Regions from separate parts of the Mus musculus genome. Here region 2 is linked to region 1. A link is a loop called in an ENCODE intact Hi-C map of the cell type or tissue named here. Cell type or tissue: left cerebral cortex. All regions are shown on one strand. Links, peaks and the distances in the headings refer to the core of each region. The heading gives the core; the rest is flanking DNA.

What was found. Hi-C counts contacts between places; a loop is a spot of excess contacts. Peaks named below come from ENCODE experiments on the same cell type or tissue, not always from the same donor. Only the 100,000 strongest peaks of a DNase experiment are listed, where the experiment ranks them.
Region 2: a loop joins it to region 1, with 3 times the contacts of the local background. A loop is called at or near these places in 2 of 42 quality-filtered maps.

Annotation. Positions count from the first base shown.
Region 1 is chrX:158,630,405-158,642,282 of GRCm38, reverse strand. No RefSeq gene overlaps it. Among named protein-coding and RNA genes, the nearest start is that of Cnksr2, 590 kb to the right of the region's middle. In left cerebral cortex, for the core only: no CTCF peak of the experiment used is centred there; a DNase peak (open chromatin) is centred at 9,683.
Region 2 is chrX:158,844,227-158,856,104 of GRCm38, reverse strand. No RefSeq gene overlaps it. Among named protein-coding and RNA genes, the nearest start is that of Rps6ka3, 410 kb to the left of the region's middle. In left cerebral cortex, for the core only: no CTCF peak of the experiment used is centred there; DNase peaks (open chromatin) are centred at 4,166, 5,127, 7,488, 7,619 and 3 more places; H3K27ac peaks cover 3,328 bases.

The DNA of each region.
Region 1 (11,878 bases), core at 1,724-9,723:
AAGAGACATTGGGAAATTAAACAGAAGACTTAGGCATCTTATGGGACAGAGTTAAAAAGTAATAGTTCTGGGTAAACTGAGACACTTCAATTATAGCTCTGGCTGGGTCGAGGGTAAACTCGTAAAGGAACCATTTTTACAAAGCCCAGCTTCATATCAGTTCAGCTCTCCCCTGCCAGAAGCAAACATAGAACCTTACTGGGGGAAAATAACTATTCAAACACTCAAATTATCTTGATCATTGTCAAACACATTGTGCAGTCTTCCATTAGAAAACTGTAACCAAACATGACAAAAGATATCAATTTATTTTTATGAAAAGGAAAGGCAGAATATGGCAACAGACCTATCAGAGAGCCAGATAGTGAGTTATTAGCCACATGCTTTAAAATAACATAGACGAATATTAATATGTTTAATTAATGTTATAGCTAGGTGAGCTATTTCAGTCAAGAGCTGGAAAATAGCAATTTATTAAACATTCTAAAATTGCAAACTCTATACACTAAAATCAAGAACTCATCAGGTAGGATTTGCACAGTAGATTTAATAGTAGTCAAATTTTCTTTCTTTTTTTTATTAGGTATTTTCTTCATTTACATTTCCAATGCTATCCCAAAAGTCCCCCATACCCTCTCCCCACTACCCTACCCCCCCACTCCTACTTCTTGGCCCTGGTGATCCCCTGTACTGAGGCATATAAAGTTTGCAAGACCAATGGGCCTCTCTTTCCAATGATGGCCGACTAGGTCATCTTCTGATACATATGCAGCTAGAGACATGAGCTCTGGGGGTACTGCTTAGTTCATATTGTTGTTCCACCTATAGGGTTGCAAACCCCTTTAGCTCCTTGGGTACTTTCTCTAGCTCCTCCATTGGGGGCCCTGTGATCCATCCAATAGCTGACTGTGAGTATTCACTTCTGTGTTTGCTAGGCCCCGGCATAGTCTCACAAGAGACAGCTATATCTGGGTCCTTTCAGCAAATTTTATATATTCTTTTCATCTCAGAAATATGCATAGAGGTTAAAATAATCTTTACTTGTTTTAGTTCAACTGAGAGAACTCTGGTCTGTAGTGAAGCCTCGGTGTATTCATTTTCCATCTTTGAGCACAGTCACTAATTGCTTCACTATAGCTACTCATGAGAGGGAAAATAAAATGTGTAGTCATAAACACATTTAAATGACTATTTTCTTTATCAAGGCTTCATAGACCTGTCTTCGTTTTCCAGTATTTTACAATTGTTTCAGCCCAGAAATGTGAATGACTTTACACACTGCCACTGCAATGATCCTGTAACATGCTTGCTGGTTGCATTTCATTATCTTGCCAACACTCGTTGATAAAGAAGGTAGCTATGAGCTCTGAACCTTGAAATAGGATTAAAAACCATAATTTAGCTTTACAAACCTTGGAGAAGTACTTCTCCACAATTACCTTTTAAATTCATCCAACCATTCTACTAATTTCATTCCTTGTTTAGAAGTTCAGTTCCATGAATGATTTTTAAATTAAAATTTTGCCTCAACCCTAGAATCCTTAGGTTCAGAAACAGTCATGTATATTAAACCAGTCTCATAGACATAATCTCCAAAACATCCCATTGTCTTCACTTCTGCTTGATGTGATGGCTCTAAATCCCAGCTTCTAGCATAGGATAGCTGAATCAGATGACTGCAGGGGACGATGCACTCTGCCTCACTGAAGATCATGTATTGGAGGCCTAGAATGTTCATTGTGTTATTCAATACTGCATCTTGAGGACAAGAAATGTGAGATGATGCAGACATTGTTCCCACTCCATGTACAATTTTGCTTCTGGGTCCATATTTGTGAGGTAACTTTACCTTCCCTTTTATAACAGCAATGATCGAAAGGCAGTGAAAGATGCTGGCCTAAAGAATAGAGCTCTGTAAGCCATGTTTTCATTTTGAAAACAATTTAGGGGTCTAGAAATCCAATCTGACTGATGTGTGGCTTTTCTAATATAAACCTACAGTAATTGTACAAAAACCATTCGGTTCAGGGCTGGTGAACTTCTCCTGCCTCAGGTATATAACTTATAGTGGGGGCCTAGCAGGCTGACAAGGAAGGACCTGTTGTTAAAGAAGGAATTCAATTGCTGCCCCCAAGGACAAGGCAACCTAGTTGAAGGGCTGTGATTTTCACAATTCATATACAGAAATACTGAAGCACAGATGTAAACACATTGGCTAGGGATCACGCACAGGCTTACTTTGTATCTGTGCCTTTGGGAAGCCTGGAGTTCTTGAGGCAGAACACAAGATTGTGATTTGCATGAAGTTTCCTAAGCATTAAAGTCACCGGGGGATTTGCTAGCTGCCTCTCTACCCACACCAGCACACTTAGATCAAGAAACTCCAGGAGACAGTAACAGGAAAGCTACTGCTCCTACAGAGACACTTGGGAATGTTAGAGTGTGCTCTCCTCACAATTCTGAAGCATTTGCTGTTCGGGGACACCTCTGTTTTCTTCCCGAGCAGGGCGATTGCTGAAAGCATCCCTAACACTGGGTTATATGCCCTTTAATTTCCTCAAAAGAAGATAATACAAAAATAGATGTGTAACTTGAACTTGGGGGATTTTTTTAAAAGGAATATTAACAGACTTTGCCAGCATTTCCCAGGGGCAGTGGCCCAGAGTACATGTTGTGACAGGTCAGCTCAGCTATTGAAGAAGCAGTTTGGGGACTTGTTAAAAGTGTAGAAACAAATGTCCTTACAGAATCAAGGTCCCAGTACATTTCAGAGGGGGATTGGATGCAATAAAAAGTACCCATTACTTGACTCTAAGATATTCTGTAACCTACAGTTAGTGGAAGAAGTCATACATAGACTTCCTTAAAAATACATAGAATTTCTTAGGAAAAAAACCTTTCTAGGAGAATTAAGGGCTTCAAATAAAACAGCTAATACAAAAGAGAAAGGATGCATCATATATGCATGCGCAGAAGTTCAGAGGAGCAAGTAGGGATGGGGAGGGGTGGTGATATGGGAGTGGGACTGGAGGTTAGGAAGAGGATAAAAGAAAGCTTCATTGTATCCAGAAGCAGCCAGTCCATAAGGCAATACACAATGACCTGATGTTTATATTCCTTCAGAATGCCCAAAAGAATCCTTGCCAGATTTTGACTCTGTGACAGACTTTCTCTCTATAGCTCAGGCTGACATCAAACTTGTGATCCTACTGTCTCAGACTCTCACATGCAAGGATTACAGGTACATGATACCACACTGGCATCTCATGGCAATTTTAATGCATAAATGGTAATAGCAGGAAGAGATTGAAAGCATGAGACAGGGAAGGAGATCCTTGTCTGAGAATGATGCTTGTAGACTGGAGCAAGTTTTCCTCTGAGAGGCTCCACCCAGAAGCTGACTTAAACAGATACAGACACTCATAGCCAGACATGGATAGAGCCTGGAGAATCTTATGGAAGAATAGGAAGAAAGATTGTGGGACAGCAAAGGGGACAGGAACTCCACAGAAGACCAACAGAGTCAACTAAGTTGGACCCTTAGGGTTCTCAGAATCTGAACCACCTGTGGGGTGTGGAACAGTCGGAGGGTAGGTGGTGGGACAGTAAAATATAGAGTGTAAATATATGGATTAATTGAATAAAAAAAGAAAAAGAACATACATGGGTTGGACTTAGGCCTTCTTGCACATATGTATCAGATATGCAGCTTGGTCTTCTTGTGGGTCCCAAACAACTGGACTGGAGACTTTCCCAAAAGCTGTTGCCTGTATGCAGGATATGTTGTTCTAGTTGGGCTGCCTTGTCTGGCCTCAGTGGGAGAGGAAATGCCTAGCCTCACAGAGACATGAAGTGCCAGGGTGGGGGATGCCTGGGGAGGGGCACCTGTTCAGAGGAGAAGGGGAGAGGGCATTGGGGGAAGAATGAGGGGGGTTACTGGGAGGGGGACAGTGAGCAGGATGTAAAGTGAGTAAGTAGAAAAAATAAATTGAAAAAAATAAGTGCAAAAATTATATTCAGGTAAAGGATACAATATGTGATATTAAGAGAAGGAAATGTACAAGGTATTTTTGTTTATGAATAGTATCTGTCTTTATACTGGAAGCTGGAGCTCAAGCAGAGATAGAAATTGAAGTTCCCTACTGTTTTAGAGACTAGAACCTGAGAGACTAAATCCTAGAGGAATTGGAGCTGTGAAGAAAGGTGGCAGCAGAAGTTTCCCCAATCCATGATAAGTATATTGTGATACTCTAATTAGGCAAAAATTATTATGAGTTCACTGTGAAAAGTAAGCATATTGAGTATGATTTTGAATATATTATGATAAATAGCTATGCTGTTACATGCTCACCACAGGAAAACGAGTTGTCTTCAATGGTGTATCACTGGGTATATCAACTATACTCAAGAGCAAGTTCCATGCTCTAAGAGCAGTTGGTCAACACAAAACAAACTCAGTGGTATTTTTGAGGACCTTTTGTTTTGTTTTGCTTTACTGTTGGCTTTGACTTGTTTGCTTTGATCATTGTTTTTTTTGTGTGGCTTTTTAAAATGTGTGAATGTGTGTGTGTGTATGTGTATGTGTGTGTGTGTGTGTTTCTTGCCTTTTTCTTCCTTTGTTTTGAAAGACACAGATAAAGAACATAAAGTTGAGTGGGTAGCATCTGGGAGGAGTTGGGGAAGGAGAAAAACAAGCTCAATATATAGTGTATGAAAACAATTTTTCAATATAAATAGTAAATAAAAAGCAAATATCTTAGACTAAAAGTATTATGAACTTTGATATAAACTCAGGGAGCTGACAATTACAATTTTTCAAAAAAGATTTCTTTTTTTGTTGTTGTTGTTGTTTTTGGTTTTTGGTTTTTTGAGACAGGGTTTCTCTGTGTAGCCCTGGCTGTCCTGGAACTCATTCTGTAGACCAGGCTGGCCTCAAACTCAGAAATTTGCCTGGCTCTGCCTCCTAAGTGCTGGGATTAAAGGCATGCGCCACCGCTGCCCAGCCCCTAAAAAGATTTCTTAGCAAAACAACTAATTTAATCCCAAAATACATGGAACAAGACAACATACTCTAAATGAGATTTATCAGGTTTTATATTTTATTTATTTATTTATTTTTATTATTTTTTTAATTAGGTATTTTCCTCATTTACATTTCCAATGCTATTCCAAAAGTCCCCCATGCTCTCCCCCCCACTCCCCTACCCACCCACTCCCACTTTTTGGCCCTGGCGTTCCCCTGTACTGGGGCATATAAAGTTTGCAAGTCCAATGGGCCTCTCTTTCCAGTGATGGCCGACTATCAGGTTTTATATTTTAAATCCATTTAATTAACTACTATGAGAATTAGGCAGAAACCCCTCCAGATTATCTCAATAGATAAAGAAAAGAATTTGACTAAATTTTAACATTATTCATCATAAAAATTATCTGAGAAATATGAATATGAGGGGACTATTTTTTCATTCTAAGTAAAGGCAGCTAACAAAGTCTCCATTTAGCATTTTACTCAATGATAAACTATTTAAAATAGTCTTTTAGGTTTGGAAACGACCAAGTCTTTGTCACCATTTCCATTTAACAATGCATTAGAAGTCTTTCACATTACCAGAAAACAAATGTATTCACATTGGAAAGAAAAAGCAAATGAAATGAAAAATGATTTCACACTAAAACTCTTAGAGAATAAACAAACAAAAACTAAGACTATCAAGGATATTTGAATCAAGTTTGATATAAAATTCATTTTTATTTATAAACTCTTGCAGCAAGTAATTGAATAATGGAACTTAAGAATTCCATTTGCAATATGACCAAAAGTCATAAATATCTTACTTTGCAAATACTAATGAGACAATGACAAAATACTGGTAGAAGGCCTAAAGAGAGCACTACACTATGGGGATGGATTGTAAGACTTGGTCTTATTAAGATGTTGTTTCTCCTCATTTTAATATATAAACCCAGTAGAACTCTAATAATAGTATTAAGATACTTATAAAATGGACACAGATGAACTGATTTAAAAATTTGTACAAATATACAAAAGGCTGGAATTAACCTAATTATTCTAGAAAAGAACTCAAAACTGGTCCACCTGTATCACCTGACTTTAAGATTTATTATAGCCACACTAATTGGAATGGTGGTAGTTACAAAAAGTAGATTATTCATTGAGTTTTAAGATGAGCAATGCAGAAAGAGATTGGCACTTATTAACCCACTAATTTTCAATATAGGCGTAAACCAATTTAAAATAATGAATACTGAAACCACACACACACACACACACACACACACACACACACACACACACACATATATATCAAATCAAGTTGCATCAAAGACATAGTAAAAGCTAAAAATTAAAAGCTTTCTAGAAGAAAGCTACTAGAGAGAAAGTTTGCTGTCTGTGGCAAGGGAATTATATGGGGCACAGGTACAAACATAACAGAAACAATTTCCTATCTTCCATGTGTACTTCAGTTTAAACATATAAAACAAAAGATTCTATGTTAGGATCACAAAAGGGAGAGAGCATGCAGCATCTGTGTTCTGGGTGACTTCACTTAGTGCATTTTTCCAGATCTATATATTTATCTGTAAATTTCATTTTTCTTTACTGTTGATTAATATGCCATTGTGTATATATACCACATTTTCTTTTTCCACTCATCAATTGATGGACATCTTGGTTGATTCCATTTCCTAGTTACTGTAAATACTATCCCTGTGAACAAGGATATGCAAGTGTCTCTATAATAGGCTAAAAAGTTATTTGGGTATGTGTCTTGGATAGCTGGGTCATATGGCAATCCTATTTTTAGCTTTTTGAGAAAACTCTACACTGGTTTCCTAAGGGGTTGTATTAGTAGTAGAAGGTACTTTGCAGGTGCTGTCAGGAAAATACATTAATAGTGTCACCTAGTACCAGACCCCATATGTGAAAAATATCAACTTGCCTAGAAAGATTTGAACACTGATACAATAGTGGCATGAATATTTGTGGATTAAGCAAATACTTTATATTGTATAGGAGATCTACTGCATAGGAGCGAGTTTATGACTGGTACTGTAATAATGGTCAAGAGCCCTTGACTGAAAAGATCATAGGAACCTACTTTCTTTTTCTTCCTTCCTTCCTTCCTTCCTTCCTTCCTTCCTTCCTTCCTTCCTTCCTTCCTTCCTTCCTTCCTCCCTCCCTCCCTCCCTCCCTCCCTCCCTCCCTCCCTCCCTCCCTCTCTCTCTCTCTCTCTTTCTTTCTTTCTTTCTTTCTTTCTTTCTTTCTTTCTTCCTTCTTTCCTTCCTTCCTTCCTTCCTCTCTCTCTCTCTCTCTCTCTCTCTCTCTCTCTCTCTCTCTCTCCCTCTCTCTCTCTCTCTCTCTCTCTCTCTCTCTCTCTCTCTCTCTTTCTTTCTTTTAATTTTTGGTTAATGGTCTATGTCTTGGTCACTCTTCTAAGGCTGTAAAGACACTATACCCAAAGCAACTCTTACAGAGGAAAGTATTTAATTGGGGTCTTACTTAACAGTTTCAGAAGTTAGTCCATTATCATCATGATAGGGAGCATGGTGATACACAGACATGGTACTGTAACTGAGTGTTCTACATCATGATCTATAGTCGGAGTGAGGGGTACACTGGTTCAACAATGGGCTTTTGAAACATCAAAGCCTACTCCCAGTGACACACTTCCTCTAACAAGGCCACATCCACTCCCAACAAGGCCATATCTCATAATTCTTCTCAAATAGTGCCACTCCCTGGTTAATAAGCATTCAATTATATGAGTCCATGGGGGTCATTCCTATTCAAACTACCATAGTCATGATTTCAAACTGCTCTCTAAATACTTCTGATTATGCCCATAAATTTGTGTGGCTTCTAACTTTAGTTGTTTTTTTTTTAAGCAACTGTTTACAGCTGAGTAGTTGTTAACATAGAGATTCATAATTGTGAGTACTCAGGTATAAGTGAGTACTATATACATTTTTATCTATATAAACCTCCCCTCAGCAATGATTGAGAGATCATCGAGGAACAGGGGTGAAAAGGCAGAGAAGAGGTGAAAAGGCAGAGAAGAGAGCTGTAAAGAGAGCTGTAAAATGCTGATTTCTGGACATAACATGATTGTTTCACACTTCAAGCCACAAGTATTCACACTACATGACCAACATGGATGGAGAGGAGTACCATGGACTAAATACATGGTAGAGGAGCTAGTGATAATTTATGGCTATTGAAGGATAGTCACTCTCCTCTGGGGATGTGACTGCTGGTAGGTTGCCCATGCTTCATTGGATGTCCCCATACTCGTGTGTATAATGAACAGCCCTAATGGGACTCAAGGGGTTATCAACAACAACGATAATGATGATGACGAGGATGATGATGAAGTTGGGAGAGAGATTAAAAAGGGGACATTAGGAGGAACAGGAAAGAGGTAGTAGTAAATGGATGTGATCAAAATATATTCTATAACATCTGGTATGATGGTACTTGCATTTAATACCAGTATACTAAAGGCAGCGGTAGATTGAGCTCTGTGAATCTGGGACCAGCCTGGACGGCATAGTGAGTTCTAGGTCATTCTGGGTTGCATAGTGAGATTCTGTCTCAAGGCAAAACAAAAACAAAACACTGTATAAATATATGAAATTTTCAAACAATAAAAAATTATTTAAGAAGAAACAGTTGATGAATAGATTTTACCAACGTTTATAACTTCTGTTTATTAAAGTTGAGAAAATGCAAAGCTAAGCTAGTAGAAAAGATTTAAAATATAGGGCATCTGACCAAAGGAAGGAATTGTTGAAGTAAGGGCATACAATGACTACTTTCAGTGAATATATGAAGCACATAAAAACCCAACCAAAAAATGATGAAAAGAAAGGAATTCTGGAATAGACATTTAGGAAAATAAGATACTTTAATGCCTTGTGAATACATACAACAGTGCTAAGACATTTTAAAAATATAGTTAACTAAATTCTTTTGTGATTCAGATATCCCATCCCTATATATGTACCTAAAATGAATGCTTAGCTCCACCATGACATTTCTACATGAATGTTTGTTTCCAGCCACACACTGGAAATGGTATCACCCTTCAGTGGGACATTCAAAACCAGCAGCAGCAACAACAAAACAATAACCTGCCCATATGCAAAACAAAATAAAGGCTCTTAAAATCATTATGCTGTGCGACAGAGAGAGGCTATACTTTATGATGAAAACAGACAAACATAATCAATGGTAATAAGAAGGAGAACAGTGTTTGTCTATGGCAGTGCAGGAATTTATTGGAAGGGGGAATTAGGGAATTTTCTAATGTGATGGAAATGGTCTGTATTTTATTAGGCCATTACCTGAGTGTATACATTTATCAAAGCTAATCAAAATAACACCTGTCTATTTTATTGTATGTAAATTCTATCCCAATTAAAAAATTCTCCAAGCAATAGTTTTTGGGGGTCCATATGGCAACCTCAGACTGGCCAGCAAGACAGGTGAATGAATTTATTTTGCAACAGTCTTTTAATAGAGATTTTAAAACCAGACATTGGATTCATTTGTTTTTAAAGAAACATATTTTTTGAGGAAAGTGTAAAAGACAGATTGGAAAGGGGAGTATCTGGAGGCTACGCAAGTCCAGGCAAAAAGTGCTGAGGCATGAAACTAGGGCAAGTGGAAGTGGGTGTGAAGGAGTTGACAGATGGGGGAAATATGGAGTGAATGTCAATGGAAATACATGGTGGAATTGAAGAGAGCTAGGGAAGAGTTGAGGATGGTTTTCCATTCCTTGATGAAAAATTTGTCCTTTTGTTGTTTGGGGATGAGATAAAGTTGTTGAAGGGTGCAATAAAGAAGGTATTACAGACAAAGTCAAAATACCTGCAGGATATCTATGTGGAGTTTTCCAACCATCACTTGGAAGGATGGATGTGAAACACAGGAGACTGGTAAGACCTAGAATCATAGCTAGAGATAAAAAGTGGGCAGCCCAAGGAATTAAGGAGAATGGAAAACAACCAGAGGGCTGGAGGCAATGTCACATAAGGTATCTCAGCACAGATAGCATGTGCCAAGCTTGTGAAAATTCGTAAAGCTCCCAAACACCCAAAATTCAGCCTTTTCACATTCATAAACCCCCAGATACCCTCAGGTTTTCACCTTTAAAATTCTATCATTTTTGCTTCTTTCTTACTAGTGATCACACATGAGAAGAAGGACAAAAGAATGTAGATCTGATACTAAGTAATTGGTGTCAATTCTCATCCTCCCTGTCAGGACCTACTTTTAGCTTGAAAGAATGTAATGGAATTTAGTGGAGAACAGCACAAGTAGCACATTTAATCAGACTCAGGAGCCAGGAACTGAGAGTGGCAAAATGTTAAGTGCTAGGTAGCATTCTGCGATTATTCTACTTTAGTGGCATCTTACTAAACATCGTATTAATCATAATCTTATTAATCATTATCAATTAAATATCAGATAGAATTCCACCTAAAAAATTTACATATTTTTCTCCTGATGTCTGTGGCAGCAGGTGGTTGCAGCGAGTCTCCTGGTGATGGAGATTGAATATGGCCCCCAAGTTATGTGGCTTTTAGTAGTCTCCCTCCTTCGAGTTTCAGACTGAAGTAGTAGCCAACAGACACAAACGATAGAACACTTGAAGATAAAACCAGGAGAGTGGACTAAGTGGAGCTTAGAGGGGAGGAGTTGAAGAGAAAAAAAGGAAAGCAATGCAGCCCAAAGCCAGGGAAAAACATTTGTAAAGAGAATACTCAACAAAACTTCATGATGCTAAGTTTAGTGGGCTAATTAGCAATTAGGTTTGGTACTTTCTAGAAGTTCACACCCCACTCCCCACAGCTGCATATTTAAATTCATTCCCCTGGTCCTCTGGGCTTCTCTCCTGTCTCTCCCTCCATACCTGATCCTGCCCTACCTTTCCCCTCTCCCACCCACATCCCTCCTTTCCTCTGTCTCCAGTGATCATTTCCTTCCCCCTTCTAAGTGGGATTGGAGCATCCTCACTTGGGCCTTCCTTCTTGTTAAACTTATGGTCTGTGGCTTCTATCATGGGTATTCTGTACTTTTTGGCTAGGACATTAGGGCATGGCTAGAGAAAATTAAAGAACATAGACCACAAGTTTATAAAAGCCAGATTGCAGAAAGCTAGAGAATGTGGGGTACATAAGTGGAAGAACAAAAAGCATCTATCTCACTGGGAAGAAAAATATGGTGATGGGGTATCTTGCTAAAGAAGCAACTCTTGGGAAAGATTTTGTTAGGGAATGAAAACTTAAGCATGTTTAATGACTAAAGGCAATCAGCAATTGGAGAAGTTAGCAACAGAGAGAAGGATGAGCTAAAGTCAACAAAAAAGAAAGTTAAGAAAAGGGCAAAGAAATAGAAATGGGTAGAGTAAGGAGCAGGAACAAAAAGAAAGCCAATACATAGCCTGTTGTCCAACTTTTAGCTACACCATAGACTGGGACAGGAGACATGCTCATCTCATGCAATATTCTCAATTTCCTTGTCCCCATTTGACCCTTTTAAATTATATTTACAACTGCCTGCTATTCAGGTATACCTGAGCAGTTTACCCCAACCCCACTCAACTACACAGAAATCTACAACTCTTATTTTGTCAAACTGGTTATCTATCACGTTTTATATTTTATCTAATCACGTTCTCCTTCATGCAGTGGTAAATATGATTTCATATCTCTTTGTGGAATATCAGGAGGAATCAAGGTTAGTAATAAGAAATGAGAGTTGGGCCAGATCATAATCTTATCATATCTTCTAGGTACCACCTTCTATGATTCATCTATTTGGTGTCTGCCACTTCCAAAGAGCCTGATTTCA
Region 2 (11,878 bases), core at 1,877-9,876, 210 kb before region 1:
ATAACACACACAAGGTTGGGGGTCTGTTGCCAGTGGCACAGAAACGTCACACATTTTTAGCATCTATCCCTTCTATGCTCTAGACTTACTGAAAATACTTCTGATTGAATTTTACCTCTATCCTTTCACAGATTTGAAAGAAATATTCTTTCCTGTGTTTGAGTTTTCATGCACCTTGAGTTTCCTGACATTATTTTCCTCTTAGCAGTTTGGTAGGGCTCCCTTGGCCAGAATTTTTTTTTTTTGCATGCTCATTACATTACTTTAAGAAGTTGATGTTCCCAAATGAGAACACAGTGATGGAGGAAAGTAGACACTCATGGAACAGACTAGAGGTGGCTGCTAATACTAAGGGGAATATTATGTTTGATTACCACCCTTTCAGTCAGCTCTCACCATCATGGTCAGTGATAAATGATGCCTGAGACTGAACTGTAAGAGAACAATGAGGGCTTTCTATAGTAGATGGCAGCAGTTCCAGTGTACATGCTATAATTGAGGCTGTCTTCTCTTTTCTCTCTCCCAGGCACACTGCTGGATTGAACTTTCAAGCATCATTTGCAGTTTTACTTAGCCATAGTAAGAGAAGTGGATACAGGGTAGAAAAATAGTAACCAGGCATTTGAAATAGACCAATTCCGAGAATTCTTCTTCATGTTCTCTTTCCCTTTGTCTTCCACTGAGGCTCAGAGCATTTATCAATATACCCTAAGGGACTGGACCTGATCAAAAAAGAAAGAGATAAAAGGAAAAACAATGTCATGAATACGTTTTCTTTTTGGAAGTCACATGGACAACAAACTGACATAGAAAGCCACAGTGATTTTGTGATCTGTTGGTTACAGTCACTGTCGTAATGGTTCCTCACTAACACACATTCCTTGTTTGAGTTTTCTCTCTCTCTATTCTTCCACACTGCTCTGGAATGCATCACTGTTTTAAAATCAAGAGTTCCCTACCTTCCTGCCTTCCTTCCTTCCTTCCTTCCTTCCTTCCTTCCTTCCTTCCTTCCTTCCTTTATCCTTTGTCCTGTGAATACTACCCTGGGCTAACCCCTCCCTCTGGATTTCTGAAGTGACTATTCCCTTACTGGCTGAATAATGAAAAGCTTAGTTATGATAGTTTGATTCCATTTAGCTTTTTAAAAAATTCAGCATAATAACCAAGTTATCATGAGATTTATATAAGGAAATAGCAGTTAGTGGCTTAGAACAGCATCTGGCATGTAATAAGCGCTCCAACATTATTTGTCTCCTGATAGTTTACTCCTTCTGTTTTCTGAACTGCTACCTGTGTGAAGCATCGAGTTCGCTGGTGCAATTCATGTTGTTTCTTCATCTGCAACACTTATCAAGACATCAGTACCACTTGCCTTCACTGACACTTGCTTAGCAGCTACTGAGGACAAAAACCTTGGATAGTGCAGGGTTAGGGATATGAATATGCATCTGAGGATGCCAATTAGTTTCCACATCTCTGTCAGCAAATCAAGTGAATTGTTACTATTTGAAGTAGTTCTTTTTTTTTTGATTTTTTAAATAGGTATTTTCTTCATTTACATTTCCAATACTATCCCAAAAGTCCCCCATACCGCCCCCCACTCCTCTACCCACCCACTCTCACTTCTTGGCCCTGGCATTCCCCTGTACTGAGGCATATAAAGTTTGCGTGTCCAATGGGCCTCTCTTACCAATGATGGCCGACTAGGCCATCTTCTGATACATATGCAGCTAGAGATAGAAGCTCTGGGGATACTGGTTAGTTCATATTGTTGTTCCACCTATAGGGTTGCAGTTCCCTTTAGCTCCTTGGTTACTTTCTCTAGCTTCTCCATTGGGGGCCCTGTAATCCATCCAATAGCTGACTCTGAGCATCCAGTCAGTGTATGCAATGGTACACAGCATTGCTAGTGTATGCAATGGTGTCAGCGTTTGGAGGCTGATTATGGGATGGAACTCCGGGTATGGCAGTCTCTAGATGGTCCATCCTTTCATCTCAGCTCCAAACTTTGTCTCTGTAACTCCTTCAATAGGTGTTTTGTTCCCAATTCTAAGAAGGGGCAAAGTGTTCATTCACACTTTGGTCTTCGTTCTTCTTCAGTTTCATGTGCTTTGCAAATTGTATCTTATATCTTGGGTATTCTAGGTTTCTGGGCTAATATCCACTTATCAGTGAGTACATATCATGTGAGTTCTTTTGTGATTGTGTTACCTCAATCAGGATGATGCCCTCCAGGTTCATCCATTTGCCTAGGAATTTCATAAATTCATTCTTTTTAATAGCTAAGTAGTACTCCATTGTGTAAATGTACCACATTTTCTGTATCTATTCCTCTGTTGAGGGGCATCTGGGTTCTTTTCAGCTTCTGGCTATTATAAGTAAGGCTGCTATGAACATAGTGGAGCATGTGTCCTTCTTACTGGTTGGAACATCTTCTGGATATATGCCCAGGAGAAATATTGCGGGATCCTCCAGTAGTACCATGTCCAATTTTCTGAGGAACTGCCAGACTAATTTCCAGAGTGGTTGTACAAGCTTGCAATCCCACCAACAATGGAGGAGTGTTCCTCTTTCTCCACATCCTCCCTGCATCTGCTGTCACCTGAATTTTAGATCTTAGCCATTCTGACTGGTGTGATGTGGAATTGAAGTAGTTCTTAAGAAGTTCCTTTTAATTCTTTGATGATTTCATAATACATATGTACATAGTAAAATAAAACATGTTCATAGTCACCTGCCATTTCATCCCTCCCACTTCCCCTAGACCTGCCCTCCTCATGTCTACCTCCAAGCTTCATGTAATATTATTATTATTCTTTTCATTGTTATTAAATTCAGTTAATTTAGTGCTGTCCATATGTGCATGGGTGGGGAACATTTCATAGGAGCATCAGCAACTGCCAGTGGCTACACTTTCAAAGAAGGATCTTTCTCCCCTTGCAGCTATCAAGTGCTAGTAGTTCCTTAGTTAGAAGTAGGGCTTCATGAGTCCCACTGCTGAGATGGTATTTGCTTGCATCCTCAATGTTGAATTCCTTAAAGCTCCTCCTCAGAGAGCTATTGTATGGATGAAATGGTAGACTAGAAAATCTCTGCAAATCTGAAAGTGTGGAACAAGTGTTTTGAAAGATGGCAATTTTCAACCCTTCAAAGCTTTTAAATGAAATTTGCAACTTTCTGTGAATTTTTTGTCTTCCCTCCAAATTGAAAATAAGCTTGTCAAAAGTGAGGCATGCATTATTTGATCTGTAAATCTCTAATCTACAATGTTCATCATGAAAACCCTAAATTCCTTTCCTTAGCTGGTAGTTTTCTGCAAAGTACTATCCATATATCACATATGGGATATGACTGTTGGCTTCAAGAAAAGAAATCTGCTTCAGGCATGTTGCTAAGTGGAAAAATACACTTTAAAAGCATATACTTGGTTCTCTGAACAAAACTATCTTGGGTTTTAAGCACTGGTCTTCAACAAAACTGACAGGCAAGGAATGATTATTGAGCTGTTGGTCTGCTCTGTGCATCTGGACACACAGTGTTGAGTAAGCTGTCAATCCTCCCATCTCTCCAGGCTATTTTAGGGATGCTCATGGTGAGGTCATGCATATCCATTTCTGTAGTGTTCTCCCACTCTGCCCACTCACCATGTGTTCTGCTGCTGTGATATTTTTGCTCACTCTCATAGTACTCTCTCCCTCTTACCTTAATTCCCTCCCCCAGAGAAGAAAGTTAATTCTTCAAGTCCACTCCCCCTAAACTGAGAATGTGAGTGAGATTTGGAAGGACTGCTCACCCTGCTATTTTCCTTTCTTATCCGCTTCAGGTTCGTGTTGAAATGACTCAAGAGTAAACAGCTTGATATTCTTTAAAAACAATGCTTCAATGGAAGAAAAAAAATAGATCAATGGTAAAAGAATGACATTTGTTTCTCTATGACTTGTTTCTGCTGTTTCCCAACTTTCACATTTAATTCTACTGTCTTTCATGCAGTTTCAGGTCTGCAGAAAGATGTTTCTAAAGGAAAAGAAAATGACCAAGTCATACATTTAATAACAGTACAAGGCAGAACCTAAATACAAATATCTTTGCACTGGATTTAAATAATCTCTTTGTTGTCAGTGCAGCACCATGGGCATAGAAATGGCTTCCAGTCTCATCTCTCTCGTCTCCTGTGAATTAGCAAAACCACAACCCAGCTTTAAGGAATAGTTTTATTTTTAAGTCTTTGGCTCAGCTGTCCTTAAGTGATTTTATGTTATGTCTTATCCCGGTACTATTGCCTCTTTGACTCTATCTTTTGACAAATATACATAGCTAGACTTGTCGCTCAGTTGGAAGAATGCATTTGTGGTTTGCAAGAAGCCCCCAGCACTGCCTAAAACCAGATGCCCTGGCACAGGTTTGTAATTTGAATACCTGGGAGGTGGAGGTGGGAGAATCAAAGCAAGTTCAAGACCAACATAGGATACATGAGGCTTTACCTCATGAAATGTTTTATTTTGTTTTTTAATACTTACCCTCAACTCTAGATAGTTTCAGATGGTCTGAATCCAACTCTATTCTTTCACTTAAAGGTTGTTTAAAAATGATTACTACTCATGGGAAGTTACAAGAATGAGACAAATGTTCTGTGAACTCTTTAGCTTATCTAGCTAACAAAGGACACCCAGTAAATCTGGACATTTGGATAACTAATGGATACTTTTCAGTATAAGTATATCTAATCCGAAGCCTGAGACATAGCTATAATTATCACGTCATAAAGTAACCTGGAAGAATTCCTGCCTGTTCAGTGTAGAGAACAACTAGATACATACTTATATTCCTTTGTGCCCTTTTACTTTAAATATTTTCAGAACTGTTATTATATTTAATTCTGTTTTATGGAATATTTACATGTTTCAAATGTGAAGGTTACACCATTATAATTCCAGTGCTTATGATCTTTGAACAAACTGAGATTAGTTCATTTTAATTTTTTTTTCAAAAGATGTGATACTTTCCCCTAGGTACCACTCTTTTGTGGTTACTGCATAAAACAATTTTCTGCAACAGCATCATTTCAGAAAGATAGCCTTCACAACAGTATGGCTGTCTTTTACGTTGCTTTAAAACAAGCCACCTCATGTTTAACCTAGAGAAAAGCAGGATTCATGCTAATTAGCGTTCCAGTTCCTTTCATTTTGTACAGCACTAAAAATATTTCACAAAGTCCTTGAATGGAAAATCAACAGGGAGATTTGCAAATGTGATCCTAATTAAGGTGTTTGTGTTTTATTTTTAACAACACTGTATATAGGTTTTATGATTTGGAATTGGGAAAATAAGAATGAATTAATGCTTGTCTTTAAAAGGCAGTTTTGGGGGGGTATGAATGAATTACTTAATGTTCATTCAATTAAAGAACTTAAAGATGATTTGGTGTATAAGTCTTTTTTGGATACTTATGAATATGTAAAAATTTTGACAGGTTAAAAATTCAGAACTAATCAATACTTATTATGCCAACTTCAGTGTTACTTTTAGTGTTGGGAGGGAATACATGGTCTTATACAGGCTGGGTAAGTTCTACTGCCCATCCTAATGCATGCTTACTATAGAAATATTTGAAAGTCATAAAAAGTGAAAACACTATCTCTTTCCAAATTACTTTACCTAAAAGAAAATCATAGTTATTGTAGAGATAATTCTTTTTAATACTTTCCTATGTTTATTTAACACATTTGGGATTAAGTTAGGCACATATTCATATTTACTTTTTCCATTTAACATTAAAATATAAGCCCTTTGGTATAATATTAAGACTTTGTAAATCATTTATTGGCTATTTATCATTCTACTATTCAACTTGGAATTAAGATTTTTAAATCATGTTATCTCTTGATCCAATTGGTATAAAGCATATGCAAGAACTTAAAGGCACTTTAAAATATGATTATGCTCTTCCATAGAAAAGTTTTGGATTCTCGATCTTACAGCACAAGCAATTGCTATTCTATTCAGGAATTTTTCCCCGGTGCAATACCACTTCTGGGCATATATCCAGAAGATGCTCCAACTGGTAGGAAGGACACATGCTCCACTATGTTCATAGCAGCCTTATTTATAATAGCCAGAAGCTGAAAAGAACCCAGATGCCCCTCAACAGAGGAATGGATACAGAAAATATGGTACATTTACACAATGGAGTACTACTTAGCTATTAAAAAGAATGAATTTATGAAATTCCTAGGCAAATGGATGAACCTGGAGGGCATCATCCTGATTGAGGTAACACAATCACAAAAGAACTCACATGATATGTACTCACTGATAAGTGGATATTAGCCCAGAAACCTAGAATACCCAAGATATAAGATACAATTTGCAAAGCACATGAAACTGAAGAAGAACGAAGACCAAAGTGTGAATGAACTCTTTGATCCTTCTTAGAATTGGGAACAAAACACCCATTGAAGGAGTTACAGAGACAAAGTTTGGAGCTGAGATGAAAGGATGGACCATCTAGAGACTGCCATACCCGGGGTTCCATCCCATAATCAGCCTCCAAGTGCTGACACCATTGCGTACACTAGCAAGATTTTGCTGAAAGGACTCTGATATAGCTGTCTCTTGTGAGGCTATGCCGGGGCCTAGCAAACACAGAAGTGGATGCTCACAGTCAGCTATTGGATGGATCACAGGGCCCCCAATGGAGGAGCTAGAGAAAGTACCCAAGGAGCTAAAGGAATCTGCAACCCTATAGGTGGAACAACAATATGAACTAACCAGTACCCCCTAGAGCTTGTGTCTCTAGCTGCATATGTATCAGAAGATGGCCTAGTTGGCCATCAGTGGAAAGAGAGGCCCATTGGTCTTGCAAATTTTATATGCCTCAGTACAGGGGAACGCCAGGGCCAAGAAGTGGGAGTGGATGGGTAGGGGAGTGGGGGGGGGGTTATGGGGGACTTTTGGGATAGCATTGGAAATGTAAATGAAGTAAATACCTAATTAAAATAAAATTTAAAAAAAGAAAAGTTTTGGAAAATTTTCTATACTTACTATTCCAACCTGGGAATTGTTTTAAGGTATAAAAAAAGCCATGGGACTTTTTAGGTTAGTTTGCAGTATATATTTCATCTGTGTGCCCTCACACCAGTGGCTTTCAGTTTGATCCTTGAACTGAAAGTATCAGAATCCCCCAAGAGCTCGTTGGAAATGCAAATTTGGGGACAAGATCCCAGACTTACAGAACCAGAAACTTTTATTAGAAAATTGCAGTTATGGTGCTCCATGCTCATCCACAAACCACTGCTTCAAATTCTGGAGTAATTTCTCACAAGAAGCTTCTCCTTTATCATTTCCTTTAACTTGTATTCATTGGTTGGTTACTGCATCCAACATTTGCTGAGTATCTATAACAAAATGCCTCAAGATATATAGCAGCAAGCAGAATCACAAAGAGTCCCTAAGCTTACAGCTGGTAATTTATAATGTGAGTCGCCAGGGAGGCTTTACTGAGAAGGTGATAGGAAGAAAAACGCTAAATTGAATTTAAAGGAGAAATATTCCTCCCAAAAGGAGCAGGAAGTGAAAAGCATCAGAGATGTGACATTATAATGCTGCACTGTTAGAAACACAGTAAGGATCTCAGTGTGGAGAAAGGTGGTAAGGGCAATTGAAGAAGGACTCAGAGGTGCTCAGGTTGCTCAAAACTATACATATGGAGGGGCTGTAGAGGAGATGTGTGGGTGTCCCAGCTGACAGTTCACAGTGGATATTTTCACATAAGCAAACCAAACATCTTACAAATTAAAGCTTTTCTTCCCTTCTCGTGATCTGTGTCCACCAATCTTAATCATCTTTAGACCAAGAGCTACCAATGAAATCTCTGCTTGACCCAGGTAGCAGAGATGAGTGTATTTAGGGAAAAGAAAATTGTGTATTTAAAGAACTAAAAAGATTAACTAACCAGCACTGGAAACCACCAAAAGAACACGCTTAGACGTACTCCTAAAGCTGCTGTTTCAAGAAGGCAAGGCAAAGGAAAGGTGTTAAGAAAAACTGGCCCATTGTATTAGCTTGCCATTGCTGTGTAACAGTGTTAAGGCACCTAGAAGCTCAACACCAGTTCATCTATTTACCACCTCCTTGTTCAGAGGTTCAAGGGTGGCTCTACTGAAATCAGTGTGATCTGGAACAGTCTCATATGAGACTTGAAGTCCTCTTCTAAGCCTTCTGGTTGGGACTACTCTTACAGCTGTAGGGTTGGGGGTCTTCAGTTCTTAGAGGCTGCTTCCCACTATGGCCTCTTTGGAACAGAGCAGCTTGCTTTTTTCAGGCCAAAAAAGAAAGCAGTTGCAGCTTTGATGACGTTCCTCCTTTGAGTGATTTGCCTCATCTCAGGGTCATTTTCCTTTTGATACAGCAAAACATCAACTGACTGAAGTTAAGTTTTTCCGTGTAAAAGCACTTCATCTTTGTTATATTAGAGGAGTGAGAGTCCCCACAATTAGGAAGTCCTATCTTCATTTAAATTGAAGTATTATACAGGATGTGTACATTAGTGGGGCATCTTGGGAGCTATCTTATAATTCTGTCTATTTCATCAATATTAGAGCACTTTTTGTGGAACATTTTTTAAAAATCTGATGTGCCTGAAGAATTTTTTTAAATCTAATTTTCTTTTCTTATTTTTTCATACATTACTGGGACAGTTCTTGAAACTAGAGTAAAAAAGAAATGGTCTCTATTAGATGAAATAGAGGTACCAGGGTTGCCAACAAAGACTTTAAAAGAAGGGGTAAAGGGATTTCCCAAAAAGGGCATGCTGAAATTATTCTATTAAATATAATAAACCCCACCAGTTGACTATGTTCCTTGGGAAAGATTTATTTTCCAAGATAATAAGAAATGCACTGGGGAAAAGGGGCAACCTCATTGAAAAGTTTAATATTGGATGTTCTCTGTAGGCCAGAGCTGATGGTAGGAAATGTTATTACAGAACTAGATTCTTAGCAGCAATGGGGCTAATGTGATCCCAGAATAGCAGATGGCAATGCTGGACCATTAGAAGTAAGGCAGGCATAATGATCACTACGGGCAGCAGGTTCAGAATCTCAGCCAGGGGACCCTGACTTGCTAGGATCTTTGGAGACAGATAGTTAACATGGCATAGTATTTTAGAGGCAATATAGAATGGCAACCTGAATAGCGCTTGCCATATATAATCAAAAGAAATCAGAGGTCTGTGACCTAATGGAATGTCAAAATCCTGTACCAAGTTTCAAGATCCAAGCTCAGGTAGTAGAACATTTGCCAAGCAAGTGCAAGATCATGGGGTTGAGCCCCAGCAGCACCCCTGCCCCAGAGACACAGACAGAGACAGGCAGAAAGAGAAACAGAGAACTGGTGTGAGAGAGACTAAGAACAAGTGAGATCAAGAAGGACAAAGAGACGGAAGCAGAGAGAATCTGAATCTAGTTCTTAGATGCAGAACAAATTGACTGAAGACATGGTACCCATGAGGAAGAACCTACCTCCTGCCATCATGACAAGTGTCTTCAGTAGCAATCCTTTTTTTTTTTTTTTTTTGTCACTCTAGGATCTTAGTGATATTTCCTTGAGTAGCAATGCATAAAGGAAAGGCGAATACTGCTTGTTCCCCAGTGGTTGGATACAGTGCGCTTGTTGGCACTGATATTCTAAAATCTCAAGTACCACCATGGCTTCCTCATATTAATATAGATCAGGTCAGAAACTAGATGGACTTGGCTTGGGAGTGGCTTATCACTGGTTCAATAATTCACAGAGTAACCTCAAAACATAACAATTGTTTAACTATCTACTAGCTGTTAACCTTCACATTGGGTCCTTGAACTATAGAAGCCCAGAAACTACTCCCAACCCTTGTCTCCTGGGAAAGGTTCTCAGTCACAGATATCATCACATACCTGGTAGAGGGAACCAAATATGGGGGAAAGGATGCATCCTTTTCTGGCAGGTAATCCTTTTATTTTATAAAGCACCAATACATGGCTTTTCTTTTTAACCCCTCACAATCCATCAGCTTTGTTCTTACTACAGCAATAAGATTTCTGCCAACTTTCTTTATCTATGAGTTGTGTGTGTATGTGTGTGTGTGTCTGTGTGTGTCTGTGTGTGTCTGTGTGTGTGGTGTGGTGTGGTGTGGTGTGGTGTGTATGTGTGTGTTTTGCATCTTCAGACCCATTTTCTTGGAGGATGATGTCTCCAGGCAAGATTGTTATCCAGATTTCAATTTAAAATATCTGACTGAGATAGTTCTTAAAAAATTAAAATTATTATCACATAAAATAATGCATTTTGATGGTAGGAATAAATGGCTATAAAATTGTATTATTTTAACATGCCACAAACAAGTCTTAAGATTGCTTAATTTACCATAGGATAGTTTGAATTGGATTCATTTGGCTTGGAATCACTTAGATTTGATTTTAGGATTAGAACAAAATATCTTTGAAATAAGTTCAAGAAGTCATTGACCTTATGGCAAAGCTAGAAGTTGGGGAAAAGATTGCCACATCCGGCATGGTTCCAGGAATACACCTGACCGGAGCGGCAAGGGAATGAAAAAATGTAAACACACAGGCACACAGAAAAATTAGGATTGAGTGGACCAGGCTCTGTAATGAAAAAGAGAAAAAAACAAAAAAAACAGCATAGTGCCTTAGCTTGTTTGGTATACACAGCTGAATAAGGAGGTGGGCTTATTGCATACATCTGAACAGTGAGGCAGGGTTATTATATACAGCTGTACAAAGAGACAAATTTAGCTAAGCTCAGTAAGAGTAGTCTCTGTAGGGAAAAATTCTTTAGGCTGTAACTATCCTGAGTAGGGGGAGAAAGCTATGGTGAACATTTTCTTTACACACTATCACCATCCACATACGGACAGAGGAAGACTCATCTCTTCCTCTGAGCATCACTTTAGAAGGACGTTTTATAAATTTCCCCATAATTCTGAATCCATGGTCCTTGACATGGTTGGCTCATATGAACATTACACACCCATTCAGGCCTTCACACACTCAGGGCTTCCTCTATTCCCCACAATAAATGGATATTATTTTGCTATGGCCTCCTAACCTGGGCAGGGTTTTTCAGACTTTCCCATATGGTAGGGGTATGACTATGGCAGGCAGCAGGCAGCAGCTATTGAAAACTAGAATGCAGTCAATGTTATGCATTAAGTCCAAACCAGGAGGCTTAAATAGTTTTGAAGTTAATGATTTACCAGGAATAGAATCTAATGATTTCTGGGTGGACATATAACAAAATATTTTCACAGTGGATACCTTATGCGACTCTCTTATTGGCATTTGGTTATAACAAGATGTTAATGTAACAGCCAATAAGTGTGAGGCAAGCAAAATAGTTATAAATCCATCCTCCTTTTCTAGGGCTGCAATAACCAAGTACCAAATTATGAACAACTTAAAAGTGTCACAGTTCCAGAAGACAGAAACCATGAGATCAAGGTGTCAGCAGGGCTGTGCCTTCTGAAGGCACTGGAAAAGGTATACTTATTTCTAGGCTTCTCTCCTAACTTCTAGTAGTTCTTTGACTTAGGATAGTTTTATATGTCACTCTCACTATATGCTTCTCTGTGTCTAAACCTCCATTCCTGCATTTCAAAGGACTAAATTGACATAGTAGCAAACTTCCTTTTAAATATCTATACATGAAGCCATAGACAAAAGCAGCTTCTAGCTTTTATCGGAGAAGCCTCTCCTTACAACGAACAGTGATGAATATAGCAGTGATGAATATAGCCTCATGTCATCTCAAGATGCAGAAAAGAAGCAGAGTGTGGGTCCAGTCCTAAATGCCTCACTTATATCACACCCTCCAAGGCTGA